Regions from separate parts of the Mus musculus genome. Here region 1 is linked to region 2. The links are chromatin loops, found by intact Hi-C in ENCODE. Cell type or tissue: gastrocnemius. All regions are shown on one strand. Each heading gives the region's core, and the rest is flanking DNA. Links, peaks and the distances in the headings are about the cores only.

Region 1 (2,500 bases), core at 1-2,500, 85 kb before region 2:
CAGCAGGAAGGTCTGAACTGTTAGCAAAGAGACACAGAAAAGCAGAAATGCTGAGTAAGTCCATTCAGGGAGCAGAGAGCCATCAGCACTGATGGCTGCAGAAACCCCTCGGTGACTAATGCAGAATACACATAGATGATAAACACTGTTCCAGCTTCAGCCACCTCCTGTTAGAAACCTCAGGTGTGATAATCCGGGCATGACCATGATCTACCCAAGATGGGTCTCTTTACAGACGCCAGCACCTTTAGCTATGCTCCAAGACTCCCTTCTCCTCCTTTCTTTTAGGATTCATGTAGTCGTTTCTAATGACATTGACATCTTTGCTTCTTTTCTTTCCTCTGGCCTGTGTATTAACCTTCTGTCTGCTACCTCACTTCCCTTTCCATGCTAGCCAATGAGGAACACTGGCCAAAGGTATGTAAGATCATTTTCCCCTGTCTTTCCCCCCCTCCTCCCCTTTTGTTCCCTTCTCTTGGTATATAGGTCGTCCTCCAAAATACAATGCGGTGCTGGGGTTTGGAGCCCTTACCCCAACATCCCCCCCATCCAGTCATCCCGACTCCCCTGAAAATGAAAAGACAGAGACCACATTCACTTTCCCTGCACCTGTTCAGCCTGTGTCTTTGCCCAGCCCCACCTCCACAGACGTAAGTAACTTGGGGACATGTACTCTCTCTGAGAGCTCACATGGGAAAGCCATTGTCCTGTGCTGTGTCCTCACCAATCTGACCCTTCCTTGCTAGCCCTGGAATAGCAGGAGACACTGCAGAATGCCTGCATACCTTGCCAGGCAGCTTTCTTATGGGGTCACAGCTGTTCTATGTCCTTAAGAGTCATGTTCACATAAATCAGGGGAGCCCAGGGTTCAGAGTCTGGGTTTGATCAACTGTGAATGAGCTCTCAGAGGAGCGTGGGGACAGGGGCTGTAGTTGGGTGGTTTCTGTCATTGGTGTGCTGGAGGGAGAATGTGAACAGGGCAGATGCTTCCAGCTTCCTCCTGCACAGTAGGCGCACCTCCAGAAGGGCACGAGGACCTGTCATGGTGGAACTGCTCAGAAACAGATTCCAGGGCTCTACATGCTCTGCTGAGCAAGCTCATGAGGCTGGGACACAAGGAACAGCTAAGCACTACCAGCACCCAGGACTTGTGTTCTGTAGGAAGAGAGAGACAACAATGGAACAGATATGTAACCTGTCAGGCACAGATGAGCACAGGGAGGAGAAATGGAACAGAAGGCATAAGGAGCAGTGCCCAGAAGGCGAACACATCCACCATGAAGGGAGAGGGGACCTCTCAGCTGTGTGTGGGAAAGTGTGACCAGAGAGGGGATAGGCCTGCTCAGACAAGGCGTTTATTCTAAGTACCATGGGAGATCACCAGAGGACTTTAGTAAAGGGATGAAATAATATTCCAATTATACATGATTTTTTCACTGTGATGACTCTGGCACCTGTAGACATGCTGCAGTGCGATACAGCACACAGTATCACCGGTAGACAGGCTGCAGTGCAGTGCAGCACACAGTATCACCTGTAGACAGGCTGCAGTGCAGTGCAGCACACAGTATCACCTGTAGACAGGCTGCAGTGCAGTGCAGCACACTATCACCATTTGCTCTGACCACTTGTTGCTGCATTTTTTTTCTTTGTGTACTTGCACCCACCTGCACATGCAAACACATGCATACACTTTTTTTTTCCTGTGAAAATTAAGAATCTTCACCTCAGTGAGGTGTGGAGGCACACACCTTTAGTCCCAGAATTCAGGAGGCAGTGACAGGCAGATCTCTAGTCCAGCCTGGTCTACAGAGTGAGTTCTAGAATAGGGCTACACAGAGAAACCCTGTCTCAAAAAATAAAAAATGAAAATCCAAAAACAAAAACAAAAAAGGAATCTTTACCTCTAAGAATAACAGTATTCTGTTGTATAGCTACCATGTGGTTATAATATTGTGGGAATTTAACATTGCTTACATGTCAGCGTGTAATACTAAGTTCATATTCCAATGTTCCCACTTAACCCAGTAATTGCATTTGTCTGAGGTCACTCTTGGCATTTATTATCCTGGTTGTGTCACCTTACTCTCCTTTATTCTGAAATGGTTTCTTAGGCATTCCTTTCTTAAATTACAGTTTGTTCATTTAGAGCGTGTATGTCTGTGTGTACGTCCTTGCCATGGCACATGTGTAGAGATCAAAGGGCAGCTTTTGGGAGTCAGTTCTCTCCTCCCACTGTGTGGGTCTCAGGAACTGAACTCGGCTGTCAGGATTAGTGACAAGTGTGTGCGAGTGATGTCACCAGGCCCTTTGTGTCTGTGTGTCTGTCCAGTGGTGGCGTCCTCTTCACTGCCTCGGTTATTCTGCTGAGTTTGCCCCACTGCACTGTGCCAGTCCCCTTCAGGGTAGACTGAAGCATAGGGTTTTGAATGAGCCTGGAGTCAGGGGTGACAGGCTCCTCAGTGTCTCACAGCAGGAGGTATGTGCTGTCAGCCTCTTG
Region 2 (8,494 bases), core at 3,181-5,680:
TTGGGGGGGGGGGGTCCACGAGGGGCTACTTCTCTTGAAGAAGCTTTTCTCCGCTCCCACAGCACACCCCTAAAAGCCCAGTCCCCATTCTTCCAGGGACTGGCTGCAGATCCTCCCTCAGGTTGACTTCGCGTTTTTGACGAGAGTCTCGTCAGCATAGAGGGACCTCTGTCCCCCAGGCCTCCCAGGAGTTCAGAGCGGGCCACACTGGGCAAAAACGCTGTGTCAGAGTGGCCGCAGGCTGGAGTTCCTGGGCCCAGGGGAGTCCGCTTGGTGTTGCCACCCCGCAGCATAGGGTCCCCTCACCTCCATCGGTTGATGCCCACAGACGAGGAGGCCGCGAACCACGGGTCGAGGATGTAGACGCAGCGCACACAGCGCGCCCCGCGCACGGCAGCTAGCAGCGCGGGGTTGTCGTGGAGCCGTAGTCCTTTGCGGAACCAGTGCACCGAGGACGCGCCGTCCGCGCCCATCGATTGCGCGGGGACCGTCGCTGCCACCACAGCAGCCGCCGCCATCGCCGCCTGGACTGGGTCTCGGTCTGCCGCTCCGCCCGACCGCCCCGTTGGTCCCGCCCAGCGCCCGCCCAGCGACCTATGATGCAGCCTCTCCCTGGCATGACTCCGCCCCAAGGAGTCTGGATCGCCTCTGTGATTGGGTGAGACCCGGTGGGACCCTCCCTCTGTTCCATTGGTCAGCAGCGTCGGCGCAGGCTCCGCCCCCTCACGTTCCCACCATGTGTGGTCCCGCTTGGTAGCCACCCGCCGGTGACGCAGGACCGCGCTGCGTCCGCCCCGCGTGGGCTGAGTCTGGAGGGACCTCGGATCTCCTACGCATTTCGCGTCCCCGGGAAAGACAGGGGTTGCGGTGACTCCGGCCGGTGGCTGACAGACCTGTTACCGGGCCCTTTCTAACAGTTCATTGTCCTGTTCATATGTGAGGCTGAGCGGTGATTGCCTTACACAAACTGTCCTATTTTCTATTTTCATCTCATCCTGGTAACGTTCATTTCATAAACACGAATAAAACAGATGCTTGTTAGTCTTACTCTGCAGATGAAGTAAGCTTAGGGCGCCCCAGTTTGAATGACTTGCGCAATACCATGAATCCAGTAAGATTCCACTCAGAATCTTCCGATTTCAAAATCCACTTCCTCGCAGAGAATCTTGGTATTTGCATACAGAAAGGCATAAGGATAAAGGAGACGCCCTTTTATGCGGCAGGAGTGGGTTTGGGAGAAAGGACAAAGGTTTCAGAGGACGTGGGTTGAGGCAGTAATTATGCCCTCAAATGAATTCATTTCTTTTACGTTCTGTTTAGCAGACACAGTGCAGTTATTTTGCACAAAACTCTGAACTGGATTCTATGTGGGAATCAGAGATGTGCAGGGCAATATTCTCCTGTCTCCTTTGGGAATCCTTTGATTCTTTGGAGATTCTGGCAGAGTTTGCTGATTGAACAAGTGCAGCAACCGTTGCACTTGGGCTAAGATGGGCTAGTTGGGATGGAGGGCTGGAGCTATCCAGCAGAGAACTGTTCCGATTTGTCCTTGTGTTGATCCTATGGGTAGTCACCTTCCCCATCTTGGGAATGAGCAATGAAAGAATCTAGAATTTAGTCAGCAATTTAATGGCATTAATTGGCACCACTCTCTGACTACAGCGTCATTACGAGCCTCTCATTTCCAGCGCTTTGGACATGCTGTTCTCTCACATCACATGCCCCAGCCCACACCCTCGTGCCTCCTGTTTTCCCTGTGACAGCTGTTATTTTCCAGTTTCCTGGGCCCAACCTGCACAGGGGCTCACCTCATTTGGTGTCTTCCCCCCACCCTCCGGTTTTAGTACATAGTACTGGGATTGTTTAGCTATTGTATGTCAGCTCCATCAGACTATAATCTAGCTCAGTACTTGGTACCGAAGGATCATATGAATCAAACATAAGAGGCTTGCATTGGCCAGAGCCTTAAAGTCATCCAAGTCTCTGCCCGACTCTCTCCTTTGAATCTCTTCTGCAAGTACTTGATGAGTGAACTGATATTCCCTATGCTTTTCTTTAAACACTTGGGTTTTTTTCATTATTTTTAATCTCATGTTTAGCTGTGTGTCTGTGTAGGAGTGACGGCAAGTGTCTAGTGGACTCCTGAATAGAGTGTTTCTGGGGGTTGGAGTTACAAGGCTGTTACCAGCCTCCTGTTGTGGGTGCTGAGAAGTACCCCCAAGTCAGGTTCTCTGCAAGGAACGTACACACTGTTAACCTCTGAACCATCTCTCGCGCGTCCCCTTTCTTTTCTTTTCTTTTCTTTTCTTTTCTTTTCTTTTCTTTTCTTTTCTTTTTTTGGTTTTTCGAGACAGGGTTTCTCTGTAGAGCCTTGGCTGTCCTGGAGCTCACTTTGTAGACCAGGCTGGCCTTGAACTCAGAAATCCTCCTGCCTCTGCCTCCTGTGTTGGGATTAAAGGCGTGCGCCACCAAGCCCGGCTTACCCCCCCCCTTTTTTTTTCTTTTGAGGTATTGTATGCTTTTCTCTTTTTTTTCTATCTCCCTGGGTCCCCCTACAAGGAAGAGAACAGGGAGAGTAAGGGGTGGTCCATTCACAAATGGCCATTCAGGGAATAAATTCTTCTCTTCTCCTCTAAACTCCCATAATGCTGTGTCTATAAACTGTGAGCTCTCTGCAGCCTGGGGCTGCTCTCTCTTGTTTATGAAGAGGCTGAACTCAAATTCTGCTTGCTCAGTATGACCCTAGACAAGCTGGTTGACTTGTTGTTATTGCTTATTTTTATTATTTTTTATGTGTATGTCTGTTCATGGATGCCATCTGCATGTGGACATCAGTGTGGCCAGAAGAGAGCATTGGGTCCCCTGGAGCTGGAGTCTACACGAGGTTCTGAGCCACCTGATGTGGATGCTGGGATCTTCCTCTGGAAGATCAGAGTCTTAATTACTCTTCTATCGCCATGGTAAACCACCCTGACCAGAGAAACTTATAAAGTATTTAATTCGGGGGTTCATGGTTCCAGAGAGTTAGAGTCTCTGACCATCACGATGAAGAAAATGGAAGCAGACAGGCAGGCAGGCACAGCTCTGGAGTAGTTGTGAGAGCTTACATCTGATCCACAAGTAGGAGGCAGAGAAGGCTAACTAACAATGGCTTTAGCTTCTGAAATATTAAAGCCCAACCCCAGTGAAACACCTCTTCCAACAGGGCCACACCTCCTAATCCTTCCCAGACAGTTCCACCAACTGTGGATCAAGCATTCAAGTATTTGAGCTTATGGGGGCCATTCTTACTCAAATCACCACAAGTAGTTCTTTTAACCACAGAGCCATCTCTCCAGGCCCCCTCACTTTTTTTTTTTGTGGATTTTTTGTTTTGTTTTGTTTTCGAGACAGGGTTTCTCTGTATAGCCCTGGACTGTCCTGGAACTCACTTTGTAGACCAGGCTGGCCTCAAACTCAGAAATCCACCTGACGGGCTGGTGAGATGGCTCAGTGGGTAAGAGCACCCGACTGCTCTTCCGAAGGTCCAGAGTTCAAATCCCAGCAACCACATGGTGGCTCACAACCATCTGTAACAAGATCTGACTCCCTCTTCTGGTGTGTCTGAAGACAGCTACAGTGTACGTACATATAATAATAAATAAATCTTTTTTTTAAAATGTACATGTATTTATTTAAAAAAAAAAAGAAATCCACCTGCCTCTTTCTCCCAAGTGCTGGGAGCCACCACGCCCGGCAGCCCCCCCCCCCCTTTCTTAGTAGATACAGCAAGGTGATACATAGTTCCTTGGGCACAGTGAGCAGTTGCTATTCTGGAAAGCAGGATCTGCATCCAATTTTTCCTTCTTTGCAATTCCCAAGCCTTTTTTTACATATGACCTGTATTCCATAATTGACCCAGTAAATGAGACTTTTAATCATAAAAAAACCCTCAATATTACAGCAATAATGAAAAACAAAGATAAGCCTAACAACTCAGCCATTTTTCATGGACACTATCTATAAACATCTGAACCAGAGGGAGGGACAGTGTGGCCTCTACTGCTTGTGAACTGGTTCCATCTTGCTGTGTCATCGTCTTTGTTTTGTGTGGCTTGCGTACTTAAGTTGATAAGGATGATTCATTCCACAGAATGGATGTCCAGTGCTTGGGTAAAGTACCTGGGCGACATTCAAGGGTCAGAACACCAGTTTTGACTCCTGAAAGGACATCAGAGGACAAAGTCCACTTTGTAATTTTGTGTCTTAAAATGAGTACGGTGGAGATACCAGAGTGAGGGCACACAAACCTGCACATGACTAAAGAAGCAGAAATTTGAATTCTATTTTGGTCACCTCGGAGCTCCCCACCTCCCTCTTTAAAAGAGTCACAAATGGCTGGTTCATCTTCCACTAAAGGCAGAAGGAAGGAGGGGAGGACCCAAGGGGCAACCTGGTACTTCAAGGATGTAATGGGTCATCCAGAAAGTGAATGCTGTCTTCCCTGACCACCTTTAAGATAAATCAGCCCTGTTTTGTTTGTTTCCTTGGGTCAAAGTCCTCTGTAGAGACCATATGTGAAAACGTTCTGATTTGGACCTGCCCTTCCTGTAAATATCTGATGATTGGTGGAAAGGTGACAACGCAGAGGGCGGGACAAGCATAGAGATTTTAAGGTTCTCACGCCCTCTAGTGGTGGGACTTGGAAAGCACGAATCCATCTGGATTCCAGTCTTGGTGCAGCTTCCAAGAATACACCCAAAAATATATATTGGTCCTTTCAACTATTCAGTTTGAGGAGTCGCTAAACTTTCTCTTAGTTCAGTTTGCAGCTCCACAATTAACTAATAAATGACGTATTTACTCGGACAAGCTTCTTCAATTCTCTACGCTACCTTCATTCGAAAAATAGCCTAATCAGATGTAGTGTCAAACACCTTCAAGCCAGCTGCCTGGATGCAGAGGCAAGCGGATCTCTGAGTTCAAGGCCAGCCTAGTCTAGAGTGACTTCCAGGACAGCCAGGGCGACATAAAGAAACCCTGTATCAAAAAAACAAAACAAAACAAAACAAAAAACAACAAAAAACAAAACAAAACAAAAAAAAAACAAAAAAGAGAAGAAAGAAAAACAGAGACGAGGAAAACGACAGGTGCTGTGTAGGATGAGAGGAAGGTAACTAGACAAAAGGCTCCTAATTGAGAATCCAGAAGCAGATAAGAATGAGTGGATGACTGCTGAGAGGCGGCTCAGGCTGCTCTTGCAGGGAGCTTGGGTTTAGTCCCACCCACATGGTGGCTCACAGCCTTTGCAGCTCTAGTTCCAGGGAATCTATTCTGGCCTTTGCAGGCACCAGGCACACACACACACACACACACACCACTCAGTCACATAAAATAAAAAATAAAAATGTGAACATTACATTTATGACATGATATCTTTGTGCAATGTGGGAAAATGGCTTTTGTTATAATGCTAATGGGTCAACCCAGTACCCTAGTGTAAAAACCAAAAGGAGACACTTGGCTGTATCTCCCAACACTTACACAAGCTAACTCCAAACTAAACTAAAACAGTAGAGAAGAATTTCTTCACTTTTTGGGGGATACAGATAATAATTTCTTGAACAAGACATGAAAAGCATCCATTCAGGGAAAAATTAATAAGCTGGAGTTTTAAATGACAATAAGTTCAAGAGCTTCTGCTTATTGAAAATGATAAGAAAGTTGGAGAACAAGCAACAGAGCAGAGGGAGATATGGTGACCCTAAGAACACAGAGGAGCGCAGGTTTAAAGCTGGGAGGCTACACTGCAAGAATCTGTGCAGAAAACAAGAACTCAAAAAGAAAGAAAGAGGTCAGATCCAGAATACTGAAAGAATTCTTCCACATGGAAAGAGGCCCACAGCTAACGTTGATGAGCTCCCCATCCAGAAGCGTCAACAAGCCCTCTCCACACAGGCAAGCACAGAGCGTGAACCTGTCCTCAGGCCGCCAATGGTGCTTTCCCCCTCCTCTGCTAGTCTGCTTCTCTGAGGCACTGGACCTTCTGACCTTGCTTTCTGTATGCTGGTCACCTTGTGTGTCTGCCACTGTAATTCATTTTCTTTCTTTTTTTCTTTGTGAGGTTTTGAGACAGTTACATATAGCCTAGACTAATCTTGGTTTTTTTGTTGTTTTGTTTTATTTTGTTGATTTTCCAAGACAGGAAAATCTCTGTGTAGCCCTGACTGTCCTGGAACTCACTTTGTAGACCAGGCTGGCCTTGAACTCAGAAATCCGCTTACCTCTGCCTCCCAAGTGCTGGGATTAAAGGTGTGAGCCACCACCGCCCACCCTAATCTTGTTTTTTAAAAAAACACGTATTATTTTTATGTGTATGTGTGTGCACCTGTGTAAGTCTGTACATACCACATGCATGCAGGAGCCCACAGAAGCCTGAAGAAGGTGTCAGATCCCTTGGAACTGGACTTACAGGCAGTTGTGGGCTACCATGTGGGTGTTGGGAACTGAGCCTAGGTCCTCTGCAAGACCAAGGCAATTTCTCCAGCTTCTGATCCTCCTGCCTCCACTTCCCAAATGCTGGAATTGCAGGTGTGCAGCATGCATCTGGTTTTTATGTAATGGTGGGAGTAAAACCCAGGGCTTTGTGCATGACAGGCAAGTACTCTACCAATGAAGCTATGTCCCAGGCCCTTCCCTGTGTGTGTGTGTGTGTGTGTGTGTGTGTGTGTGTTATTCTGCTATTATAAAATATGTACAACACAAATTAACATTTTAGTCACATTACATCGTCCCCATAGAAACCCTGTACCTATCAAACAGTGTACCACCATTCCTTCCTGCTCAACACCTTAGTTACCTCTGTTCTGTTGCCAGCTCATGAAAACTAGTCCCCCTCACATATGTGGAGGCGCGCAACATCTGTCCTTCTGTGTCTGAGTTTTCCCCCTTTGCGTGTTTACAAGTTTCAGCTATTGCAGGGCTTTGGGGTCCGGCTTAGGTTTCAATAATAAAGACATGGAGATGTCTTTATTGTATAAGGCTGCTGGCCTTTTCTCTGCGGCAGTCTCTCAGCGAACCTCTAACTTAGCCCTGCTTCTCTGCCACTGAAACCTGTTGCTTGGCTCTCACTGTTGTCTTTCCTGCTCTGTCCCATCCTGCCTCTGTCCAGCTCTGCCCCTCCTTCCCTCCTTCCAGCCTCAGCCGCCAGCACTTTATTGCTCAAATACCACACTTCTTTCTCACACAAGAGAGCTTTTAACATAGCGGGAGAGACTCCTCCCCCAGGGCAGTTTGCCTTTCTTTTTGGACAGGTGAGGGCCCAACCAACATTTACCCATCCTGCCAGCTTGGCACCGCTGGCCCAGCAATTAACATGTGAGAACACAGGGACATACCTTACGACATGTGTGGGGTGGCTTATCTCAACACCTCCCCTTTTAGTCCAAGAAATGGCTTTATCTCTAACATCAGTGAACTATATACAATAAGAACAAATATGAGAACTATCAGTGTAAGACAATGTCCAGTCCATTTGCCCTATCTTGGTGAGTCCAAAGTTCTGTAGAGGTTTTGCATCATGTGAGCACAATGAAAAGTCTTTTTAAGTCTATATTTAGAAGACAACCAAAGGAAATTTAAGATCGTGAACTTGTGACTACAATAATATTATCAGAACTCCATTGATCAATGTTAAAGCTCTGAACTTTTGAAGTCTATCACTAGTCTAAGCTTCAAAGCCATCAGAAACCTGAGAAGGTCAAATCACACCTGTGTAAATACACATACAGAGAGAGCAGCTTCCAGATCTAATAAAAATGACAGGGACTTACTGGCTACCCAGCCAGTCTCCCAAGGTTCCTATGTGTCTGCAGGGCATCCATCTTTGGCTGCCAGGCCCAGAAGACCTGACAGACTTTCCTGTGGAGCAGGACCTTAAGGGGACCGTCCCATTTTGTCGACTTCCCTATGTCCTGCCTGTCCACAGTGCTGTCAGCAGTCGAGGTAAAGGGCAGTTTACAGCCTAGTCTAAAATATTTGAAACTCGTTGCTTTCTTAGTCTAAAGGAAATACAACAATCCACCCTTCTTTTCCCTTTCCCCTCACTCCCACCTGTTTTATCCACTGACACTAGTTAGGAGAGAAAGAAGGATAGAGGGGAGAGAGAAAGAGATCCATGAATCCAACCTCCTTTCCTTTGTTTCCTCTCTGACCATGACCATCAACAAACCACAACCAATCTCCTTCAATGACAACTATCCATAACCCAGCAAACAGCCGCCCACCACACCCCTTGGAATGAGGGTGTTGTGTTCTTTAGATTGCCTCCTGTTGTCTGGAGGGTGATGACATCTTTGGGGACCATAAGAAAATTGGGATGCTGGCCAAGTCCTGGGATTTGAACTGTATTCCTCTGGAAGAGCAGTCAGTGCTCTTAACCACTGATTCCTTCCCCAGGGCAGCTTGCCTTTGTTTTTGGGCAGGCAAGGCCCCAACAAACATTTACCCATCCTGC

What was found. A loop is a pair of places that touch in the nucleus more often than their neighbours do. Peaks named below come from ENCODE experiments on the same cell type or tissue, not always from the same donor. Only the 100,000 strongest peaks of a DNase experiment are listed, where the experiment ranks them.
Region 1: a loop joins it to region 2, with 3 times the contacts of the local background. A loop is called at or near these places in 1 of 42 quality-filtered maps.

What each region holds. Positions count from the first base shown.
Region 1 is chr2:92,351,215-92,353,714 of GRCm38, forward strand. It overlaps Phf21a (PHD finger protein 21A), which reads left to right. Exons shown (of 19, transcript NM_001362829.1): 15 at 487-650. Among named protein-coding and RNA genes, the nearest start is that of Large2, 19 kb to the right of the region's middle. In gastrocnemius, for the core only: no CTCF peak of the experiment used is centred there; no DNase peak of the experiment used is centred there; H3K27ac peaks cover 296 bases.
Region 2 is chr2:92,433,506-92,441,999 of GRCm38, forward strand. Cry2 (cryptochrome 2 (photolyase-like)) reads right to left here and starts at 564. Exons shown (of 12, transcript NM_009963.4): 1 at 307-564. The coding sequence starts at 518. In gastrocnemius, for the core only: a CTCF peak has its summit at 4,681 (motif pointing left); a DNase peak (open chromatin) is centred at 4,666; H3K4me3 peaks cover 287 bases; H3K27ac peaks cover 449 bases.